Linked DNA regions of Homo sapiens: region 2 is linked to region 1. Evidence: read pairs that join two places in POLR2A ChIA-PET (ENCODE). Cell type or tissue: PC-9. All regions are shown on one strand. Each heading gives the region's core, and the rest is flanking DNA. Links, peaks and the distances in the headings are about the cores only.

Region 1 (5,385 bases), core at 277-5,276:
TTATTTTTCCTATATAATAGTATTATTATTTCTAACATAGCTGTAAGCACGCTTATCTGAAGATTCATTCTTTCATCTTTAAAGCAACATTTTTTTCTCTCTTTTTTTTTTAATTTTTTTGGGAGGGGAGTTCCTTCATTGATCCTCTTTTTCTTTTGCAGACACAGCCAGTATACATATTTTGGTTTTCTGTACTGTTTGTTATAGTCTATAATTTCCTCCAAAATTTCTTATATTTCTTTATTCTCTTCTGGCTTTTTTCTAATTCTCTTAAGCCTGTCATCCACTTTGTTGATTTAAGTTTTTTTTGCCATATAGCTTCCTTACTCTTCTAATTCATTTCTAAGTTCTGTCAAGCAACTATTTTCTCTTTTTTTTCCCCTTCTCTTTCGGTTTCCTTTATGTCTCATTCTGCTGTATTTTTGCTGTAGGAAGTTTTATATGGTCTCTTTGTTATTTTCTGATTAGCCACTTTGAAGGAATTATATTTTTCTGGACCTGCTATCTGCTATCAAAAACTTTAAGAAAATGGGAAAATGAGAATATTTATTTAAGGTGGTATACCTCAACCAGGGCCCATTAACAGCAAAAATAAGGGAAGAATGTTTGTTATCACCATTATTGTTTTACCTTTTTTTAACAATTACTAATTAAGAAAGATAAAATATTTAATTTAAAAAAGACAAGGCAAGTATTGTGTTATTTTTAAATTACTTTATTATATGCCTATAAAATCCCAAAATAATCATCTGAAAAAGTAATACAAATAGAATTTGATAAGATGTCCAATGTCAAAGAGATTATGGAATCACTATATATAGCTTCCCAGTATGTTGAAAATACACAACTAACACATTTAAGGAATTATGAGAAGAATGTTCATTATTTCAATCACATTTATTTAGTAGTAGTACATGAAAAAAAAACAACCGTAAACAATAAAGTGAATTTGTTGACTTATATACCCAAAATGTTCAGGAGTAGAGCAGCCTTCAAGTGATGTCCAATATAGTGGCATAGTGTTAATAATTATCCTGTTTCTATCTGTTGGTTTCCTTTTTCTTTTATGCCACACAGGAAAGATAATCTCTCCTTCACCCACTAAACAAAAGTTCTGGGCTCTCTGTAATTGCTCACCTTGGGTCACAAACTTATCAACAAATCATAGTGACTGAGGGCATTGCATGTTTTAATTGGCTTTGACTTGGATTATGTGCCCATCCTGAACCTGTCATCGTAGCCATTGGGTAGAATTATCCTCCTTTGGAGTCAGGGAGTAAACCCAACCCACTCCTTCATGATGGGATAAGGTGGAAGGGATATTAAGGAGGCAACTGCAATTGAGGATGGTGATGGTAGTAATGACGATTCTGATGGTCATGATAATAATGATAATATGATGATCATGATGTTGATGTTAATAGTAACAATAGCAATGACACTGAAGCTGTCTTGAGTACATAACATAAACTGTTGTGCTAACTACATTTTTATCAGATTTAAATTCACTAATTTCATTTGGTTCTTGTGTAAACTAAATAATATTATCCACGTAAGGTGCTTTCTACCTAATAATAATAATGATAATAATAATAATAAAATAATGATTATGATCATTCAATATTAATAAGATAGTAGTCATAATAGGAAAAGGAATAATAGTGGCAATAATATTAGCAGCAGCAATAGTGATAGTATTGGGTATATGGGTACTTTTCTCCAAATTTTATAAATGGAGGAACTGAGAATTAAAGAGGTTACATAACTTTTTTGAGGTAAGTAGAGGTTACATTAGTTTAAGACAAATAGAAGAGCTAAAATTCTAATACTGGTCTTCCTAGCTCAAAAGTCAGCTCCAAAAGAAATATACAGAATTTAGATTTAGAAAAATCAATAAACATGGCTTAGAAACAAAGGAATGCTGGAATAAATGGGAAGTTATACCTTGTACTTGAACAGGAAAACTCTATATTTAAAAGGTTAAACAATCCTAAGCAAAAAGAACAAAGCTGAAGGTATCACATTACCAGACTTCAAACTATACTGCAAGGCTACAGCAACCAAAATGTCAGAGGCATGTGAACCAGAACAACTCCATCTTGATTAGGAGCTGGGTAAAATGAGGCTGGAACCTGTTGGGCTGCATTCCCAGACAATTAAGGCATTCTAAGTCACAGCATGAAACAGGATGTCAGCACAAGGTATGAGTCATAGAGACCATGCTGATGAAACAGGTTGCAGTAGAGAAGCCGGCTCTAACCAACCAAAAACCAAGATGGCCACAAGAGTGACCTCTGGCCATCCTCACTACTACACTCCCATCAGTGCCATGACAGTTTACAAATGCCATGGCAATGTCAGGAAGTTACCCTATATGCTCTAAAAAGGGGAAGCATGAATAATCCACCCCTTATTTAGCATGTCATTAAGAAATAACCATAAAAATGGGCAACCGGCAGCACTCAGGGCTGCTCTGTCTATGGAGTAGCCATTCTTTTGTTCCTTTACTTTTTTAATAGACTTGCTTTCACTTTGCTCTGCAGACTCTCCCTGAATTCTTTCTTGCGTGAAATCCAAGAACCCTCTCTTGGGTTCTGGATCGGGACCTCTTTCCTGTAACATATTTATCTGTCCTGTAACAAAAACAGCATAGTATTGGTACAAAAGCAGACATCTGAACCAACAGAACAGAATAGAGAGCCCAGAAATAAAGTTGAATACCTCTAACTATCTGATCTTCAATAAATTTGATGAAAAAAAGCAATGGGGAAAGGACTTTCTATTCAACAAACGGTGATGGGATAACTGGTTAGCCATATGCAGAAGATTGAATGCCCTGCTTACACCATATACAAAAATCAACTCAAGATTAATGGAAGATTTACATGTAAAACCTAAAACTATAAAAACCCTGGAAGATAACCTAGGAAATACCATTCTGGACATAGGTCCTGGCAAAGATTTCATGACAAAGACACCAAAAGTAATTGCAACAACAAACAAAAATTGACAAGTAGAACCTAATTAAACTAAAGAGCTTCTGCACAGCAAAAGAAACTATCAACAGAGTAAACAGATAACCTACAGATGGGAGAAAATATTTGCAAACTATGCATCTGACAAAGGTCTAATATCCAGAATCTATAAGGAACTTAAAGTAACAAGCAAAAAACAAACAACCTCATTTAAAAGTGGGCAAAGGACGTGAACAGACACTACTCAAAAGAAGACATACATGTGGCCAGCAGCGTATGAAAAAATATACAACATCACTAATCACCAGAGAAATGCAAATTAAAACTACAATGAGATAATACCTCACACCAGCCAAAATGGCTATTATTAAAAGTCAAAAATAACAGATTCTGGTGAGGCTGTGGAGAAAAGGAAATGCTTATACACTGCTGGTGGGAGTGTAAATTCATCCACTGTGGAAAGCAGTTTGGAGATTTCTCAAAGAATTTAAAACAGAACTACCATTCAACCTAGCAATCCCATTACTGGGTATATACCCAAATGAATGTAAATCATTCTACCATAAAGACACATGCACACGTTATGTTCATTGCAGCATTATTCACAATAGCAAAGACATGGAATTAACCTACATGCCCAATGATAGACTGAAAAAAGAAAAAGTAGTACATATACACCATGGAATACTACACAGCCATACAAAAGAAAAAGATCATATCCTTTGCAAAGCATGAATGGAGCTGGAGGTCATTATCTTAAGCAAACTAATGCAGGAATAGAAAACCAAATACTGCATGTTCTCACCTATAAGTGGGAGCCAAACATTGAGTACACATGGCCACAAAGAAAGGAACAACAGACACTGGGGCCTACTTGTGGATGGAAGCTGGGAGGGGAGGGTGAGGACCAAAAACCTATTTATCGGGTACTATGCTTATTACCTAGGTTATGAAATAATTTGCACACCAAATCCCTGTGACCTGAAAATTACCTGTGTAACAAATCTGGACACGTTCCCCTGAACCTAAAGTTAAAGTTTAAAAAAAAAACCACAGTATCTTAAGATAAAAATTTTAAAACTTATGATGGCCATAAAGAGGAATGAAGTATTAAGTTATGCTACAACTTGGTTGAACCCTGAAGACATTATGCTAAGTAAAAGAACCTTAAACACATTATGCTAAGTAAAGTCCACATATATGATTTTATTTATATAAAATGTCCAGTACAGGAAAATCTAGAGACAAAGTAGGCAACTGATTACTTAGCTCTGGAGGATAGGGTGGGGAAAATAGGAGGGTAACAGCTTAAGGGTATAAGATTTCTTTCTGAGGTGATAAAAATATTCTAAAATTGACTCTGATGTTGGCTTCATGTACATGTGAGTATATTAAAAAAAAATTGTATCGTTCACTTGGAATACACAAATTGTAAGGTATGTGAATTACATCTTAATATATTTTTATTTAAAAATAAAAAACTTCAAAAAAGATTAAATATGATTTTGCTAAAATCACAATGAAATTCCCAGTGGGAGTGTGCGTGCACGTGTACATGTGTGTTTGGTGTTTTGTTCTGGGAGTCTAGGAGGAAATAATAAAACTCCTCAAAAACACCGTTTACTCCTCTCCACTCCCAGCTCCCCCGAGGTGAGGTATGACTAGGTGACAAGTTCCAGACCTATGCTCTCCCATAAGGTAGCCACTAGCCACATGTGGTTATTTATTTTGAAAATTAAATTAATATTTTCCCCAAATTCAAAATTCAATTCATCAGTCACATTAGCCACGTTCCAAGCATTCAATAGCCACACAAAACAAATGGCTACTGCACTGTAGAGTGCAGATTCTAGTACATTTCCATTATGGTAGACAATACATGTGTCTCTTTAACCCACACACAGTTCTCCAGCTGCTCTCCCACTGTTCTGGTGACTAGGGCACTGAGAAGGTGGCATTTTCTAGGTGGTGGCGCTATAAAGTGTTGAAGCCTAGGTCAGCCTGCTGAGTAATTCTGTGGAGAAATCCTCTCTCCTGCCCCACTCATACCCACCCATATGGGGCATAGACTCTGAGAAAAACATTAAATTCTGTTGTGTTAACCTGCTTAGATTTGGGAGTTGTTTGCTATCACAGTTTATCCCACCCATTCATGCCTAAGACAGGCAGCCAATGGTCAGATAGATATTATAAAGAGGTCAGGATACTTGACAAAGTGATTCAAAAACGCAAGTATAAGCATAAGAAATAATTCAGTAAAATTCTGAAAAAGAAGAATAAATAGCAAGACTCTGATATTTTAGATATTAAAATACACTGTAAAGTTACAATAGGAAAGAATGCAGGAAGAGGCAGACAGATCAATGAAAGAGAAGGGATGTGAGAATAAATGAAAATTTAGTGTGACATA
Region 2 (5,385 bases), core at 217-5,216, 64 kb before region 1:
CCTTTCCCAAGTCCTCCTTGGTCTATTACAGGAATGCCCCTGCTCAGCAGCAGGCAGACATGGCCATGGTCAAGGTACCCTGCTTCATGAGGAAAACTTGTTTGTTTTTTCCCACTACTGATTTTGTACACATAACCCTTCTATTCTTCACTCAGAGTGTCAGCAGCAATTTCTGTGGCCATACGCTTCTCACAAAGGTATGAGGTTTGCTGTCATTATCTACTTCAATGAACTTCTGGCAGCCAGTAGCTGGGAAGGAAATGTGCAGCTTCCTTCTGAAACAGCTGATCACCCCCAAGGTGCCACGAAAAAGAGCTTGCCTCATTAATCTTTACCACAATTCTCTGTGCATTATTTTCCAAATTTTATATATGAGGAAACAGAAACAGAAGGATAGTGAGATTTTTCTCAAAATTGTTCATTCCATTAACAGTAGAGGCAAGATCTGAATCTATGTCTCCAATGTCCCAGACCATTCTATAACTCCACAAGGAAACTGCTACCTTTAGATAAATAGATCGGGTTGAAACTAAGGCTCAAAACTGTTAAAATGCCCCCAAATTCACATAGCTACTGAAAAACAAAGCCAGGATGTGAAGGCCAGTCTTTCTGATTCCAGGTCCTAAAATCCTAAGCTCTTTGATGCCTCAGATTTCTAACTCCTTCCAAACAGGTAATATTAAGTATATTATGGGGAGGTTATTATATACATTTATAACTACTGAGAGAAAATGGAGGAAGAATTGTTTTTCTTCTTTTTTTTTTTTTTTTTTTTTTTTTAGATGGAGTCTTGCTCTGTCACCCAGGCTGGAGTGCAGTGGCGCGATCTCAGCTCACTGCAAGCTCTGCCTCCCGGGTTCATGCCATTCTCCTGCCTCAGCCTCCCAAGTAGCTGGGACTACAGGCACCCACCACCATGCCCGGCTAATTTTTTGTATTTTTTAGTAGAGACGAGGTTTCACCATGTTAGCCAGGATGCTCTCGATCTCCTGACCTCGTGATCCATCCGCCTCAGCCTCCCAAAGTGCTGGGATTACAGGCGTGAGCCACCGCGCCCGGCCTGACCTTCTTAACTAAAATAAATCCTCCTGGCATTCAGGGCCCCTGGTGTGCACGGTACAAATTACAAAAGAGTCCAGACCCTCTGGGATCACTACAGCCCTGTGTGTATTGGTGGGCTGGGTGGAGCGCAGATGCTCTGATGGGGACAGGAATGCTGACATCAGGAGACACATCTGGCTCCAATACCTGATGGATGAACACAGGCAGGTCATCCCAGTGCAGTGCAGTACAGGGTTGGGTCCAGGAAGATCAGAAACCAAGAACTGGGTTAAAAATAAGGCAGAAGTTATGGCAATAACCAAAGTGGGGGGGAATACTCTATATACCTTTATATACTATGGAGTAAAGATCACAGCCTCTAGTTTATGGATGAAGAAACTAGAGTTGAGAGAATTCAGGCACCTTATCCAATGCCATAGAATCAGGATGTGAGAGCCAAGGTTCAAACCCCAAAATGCCTGAGTCCTACAGTAGTAAGATGAGCTTCCATGCATGGGAGGGTTCAGGTCTGTCTAGGCTATTTGGAAATATACTAAAGTTCAGTGAAGGCCAGTTGCCTTTAGCATGGCCTGAAAGAGGAAATGAGACAGTAAAGGGAAGAAACTTGATCCTGGCAGAGACACAACTAGCAAAAATCCCAGTGAGCTTCACACGTCCCGACATAGTCCCTACCCTACCTTCCTGCCTCCCTTGACAAACTGACCCAAATCACAAAGCAGAAAGTGGGGTCCCCTCCTAACTTAGTGGAGCAGGTCAAATCTCTAACCATAAAAGGTAAAACCAACCGCTGATGTCCTTGAGTGACGTCTTCCCAGGCGATTGAAGCGAGACTCTGGCATGACCCAACATGGAACTGACCAGATCCAGCTGCCTGGCAACAAGAGGCACTCCAGCGCAGACTTTCGCCAACTTTTTCCTCATTATAATGTCATCGTAATACTAAAATCACCACCCAAGGAGGTGCTTATCTGCCCCCTTCTGTACATGGGATGCATGTTAGGACACAACACCTCACTGCACAGGCGCAGAGAAGACCCCATCCAAACATGCTTATGCGTCACTCCTTTTTCCTGCCTTAACTTCCTTAAAATGACAGGAGCTGAGCCCCTCAGGAGCAAGCACCAGGATCCCCTTCCTGCATGCAGCTCCCTGGTGCTGCTCCATCCACAAGCCTATTAAACCTTGCCTGAGAAGACTTCTGCTTGGCCTGATGTTAGTTTACTACTTACAGGAGAGTCAAAGAACTTGGGACTCAGGTTATGGTAACAGAAGTACTCAACACCCAGCATCCAGCAGTCATATTCTGGGAGAGAAGAGACTATTAACTTTTTTTTTTTTTTTGAGTTGGAGTCTCACTCTGTTGCCTGAAGTGCAGTGGCGCAATCTCGGCTCACTGTGGCCTCTGCCTCCTGGATTCAAGCAAATGTCCTGCCTCAGCCTCCCGAGTAGCTGGGACTACAGGTGCATGAATTTTTGTATTTTTTTTATTAGAGACGGGCTTTCACCATGTTGGCCAGGATAGTCTTGATCTCCTGACCTCGTGATCTGCCCGCCTTGGCCTCCCAAAGTGCTGGGATTACAGGCGTGAGCAACTGTGCCCCAGCTGAGATCATTTACTTTTAAATGAACCCATTTAGCTTTCATGATGTGAAGAAAGGGAAAACAAAACAGTAAATTAAAAGCTTTAATATCTGAGGGAAATGCTTAAATAAAGAGTTGCAGGCAAAAAAAAAAAAAAAATAAGCAAATGAAAGGTAGAAGGGGAGGGTGAAAGGGAGGGAGAAATGGGAAAAAAATAAATAAAAAAAGAAAAAGATGAAGGGAGAGAGAAAAGAAGGGAAGGAGGAAGAATGGAATGAAAGAAAAGAAGTTTAAAGCACATGTGATCCACCACAAATTAGATCCCGCAGCAGTGAAGTCATAGGCAGCTGTGACTAAAGATTATTTTCGGATAATGAAATTAAATGCACCCAATCTTCTGCGCCCCTGTGGATCATGGGTTTTGGGAGACCATGGTCTATAGTGTATGTAATTTTGATAATTGTCCAAAAAACTTAGAACAATACTGTGCATACAGTGGGTGTTGCATAAATAAAAGGTTGACATTGATTGATAGTCCCTTCCCTAAAGGAAATTGATCTCCAATTCAAATCTCTAACATAACACTGAGTAAGGTTAATCTTCGTATCCCCACAGATGGAGACTAATGGGATGGGTCTAAGCAGGCAGAAGTGCATCAGGAAACCAAATTGGAAAATGATAGCTATTGTCACCCAGAGAATTGCCAAAGGTGGATGTCACTTATGGCTCCCAAGGCCAATGGCTGACCTTTTTATCCCCCCAGAGTTATCAATAGACTAGTGAAAGAAGACTGATAAAAATGAAAAATGCATGTAAATAAGTTTTTAATAAGTTATTTTAAAATGGTCATGAACAACCCTTAATTACTTGCTTTCAAAAAATAATAGCTGCCAACATGCTTAAGGTAGGGGAAGGACAGTTACTTCTCTGTGTCCTCAGACCAAGCCTCAGGCAAAATGCTGCCACATATGCAGACATGCCTTAAACAAACATGCCCTAGCAAAATGGCCCAGGTACTTAGTAACCAAACATCCATTAGCAAGCTGACACTAAGAAGTTATACAACCTGTTGTGTAAAACTGAAGAAGTCCCAGCTCTCCGGCCTTTGAGGTGCTCCTGAATATTTTAGCCAGCCCATATCTCTTAAATACCATTAATTTTACCAATGACAGCTCATTTCGAATGCTGATTATACTGAATAGAAGTCGTCAGTTTTGGCCGGGCGTAGTGGCTCATGCCTGTAATCCCAACACTTTGGGAGGCCAAGGTCAGCGGATCACGAGGTCAGGAGATTGAGACCATTCTGGCTAACACGGTGAAACCCTGTCTCTACTAAAAAATACAAAAAATTAGCCAGGCGTGGTGGCGGGCCCCTGTAGTCCCAGCTACTAGGGAGGCTGAGGCAGGAGAATGGCGTGAATCTGGGAGGCGGAGCTTGCAGTGAGCCGAGATCATCGCGCCACTGCACTCCAGCCTGGGGGACAGAGCCAGACTCAGTCTCAAAAAAAAAAAAAAAAAAAAAGAAGTTATCAGTTTCTACAATAAAAATCTATTTCTATTATTCATTATGCTGATTAACAAAACTACCGATGTAAATAAGAGATACAGATAAAAAACATGCCTTCAATAGTTACCTCTGAAGAGTGATCTTTCTCATACAATGCTAGGTAACTACTCCTGAAGTGTGAATTTCTAAGTATTACAACTTCCTGCTGCTTAGTAGTAAAACCAGCACATGCATTTATCTCATACTAGTTATATGTGGGTATTATAAAGTATATAACAAGCATCATAACGTGAATGATGAACCATATTTAAATACTTTTTTAAAATAATGATTTTAATAGTTGACAAATAAAATGCATTTCTTTATATAGATAAAATACATTCAATAGCCTCTTTTTACTGAATGTGAGAGAATATAAAAGACATAGTTGCGGCGGGGCGTGGTGGCTCACGCCTGTAATCCCAGAACTTTGGGACAGTTCTGGGCAGATCACGAGATCAGGAGATCAAGATCATTCTGGCTTACACGGTGAAACCCCGTCTCTACTAAAAATATTAAAAAAGTTAGCCAGGCATGGTGGCGGCATCTGTAGTCCCAGCTACTTGGGAGGCTGAGGCAGGAGAATGGTGTGAACCCAGGAGGCAGAGTTGCAGTGAACCGAGATCGCACCACTGCACTCCAGCCTGGGCAACAGAGTGAGACTCCGTCTCAAAACAAACAAAAAAAAGGCATAGTTGCTGATTTTTTCATATAAACATAAGAAAAACCAGCCACTCTGAGATAATTTCATATGCTGCAATATGATTGGTGTACTATTTTGAGCTGCAACTATGATGCTTGTCTTTTCAGTCAAGGGAACACAGCAGCTGGTCACCCTGCTCTCTAATTTCTAGGTGTCTGGCTCAAACTCCAATTCCTTTAAGTCTTTTCTTCTCCAGATGAGTGCTAGCAAGTCCCAGAAGGCCTAAGAGTCACATGTCCACTCAGGTAGAAGGCACATGAAGCTCTAATCCTGGGCTCATCGTACTGCAGTTTATGGTCTTACCCTCCCATGGGCCCAAACCTTTTTCTCATCTCCTTAACCCCAACCTGGAATTTATTTCCTTTCACTGATTTTTCAAAACTTGCACACACACTCACTCACTCACCCATTAACTCATTTACTCACTCATTCAAGGTGTGGCAAACTGAGCACTTTATATTTCCAGATACAAAAATACAAAGACCTAAAATTT

Evidence for each region. ChIA-PET counts read pairs that join two places held together with the same protein. Peaks named below come from ENCODE experiments on the same cell type or tissue, not always from the same donor. Only the 100,000 strongest peaks of a DNase experiment are listed, where the experiment ranks them.
Region 2: POLR2A ChIA-PET joins it to region 1 with 18 read pairs; 2 of 35 experiments call an interaction of 5 or more read pairs at or near these places.

The regions. Positions count from the first base shown.
Region 1 is chr9:82,808,938-82,814,322 of GRCh38, forward strand. No RefSeq gene overlaps it. Among named protein-coding and RNA genes, the nearest start is that of RASEF, 250 kb to the right of the region's middle. In PC-9, for the core only: no CTCF peak of the experiment used is centred there; a DNase peak (open chromatin) is centred at 2,154; H3K27ac peaks cover 1,443 bases.
Region 2 is chr9:82,744,522-82,749,906 of GRCh38, forward strand. The region is part of intron 2 of LOC107987087 (a long non-coding RNA gene); the gene reads left to right. All of the region lies in intron 1 of LOC124902188 (a long non-coding RNA gene), which reads right to left. It also overlaps the pseudogene RPS6P12. Among named protein-coding and RNA genes, the nearest start is that of RASEF, 320 kb to the right of the region's middle. In PC-9, for the core only: no CTCF peak of the experiment used is centred there; no DNase peak of the experiment used is centred there.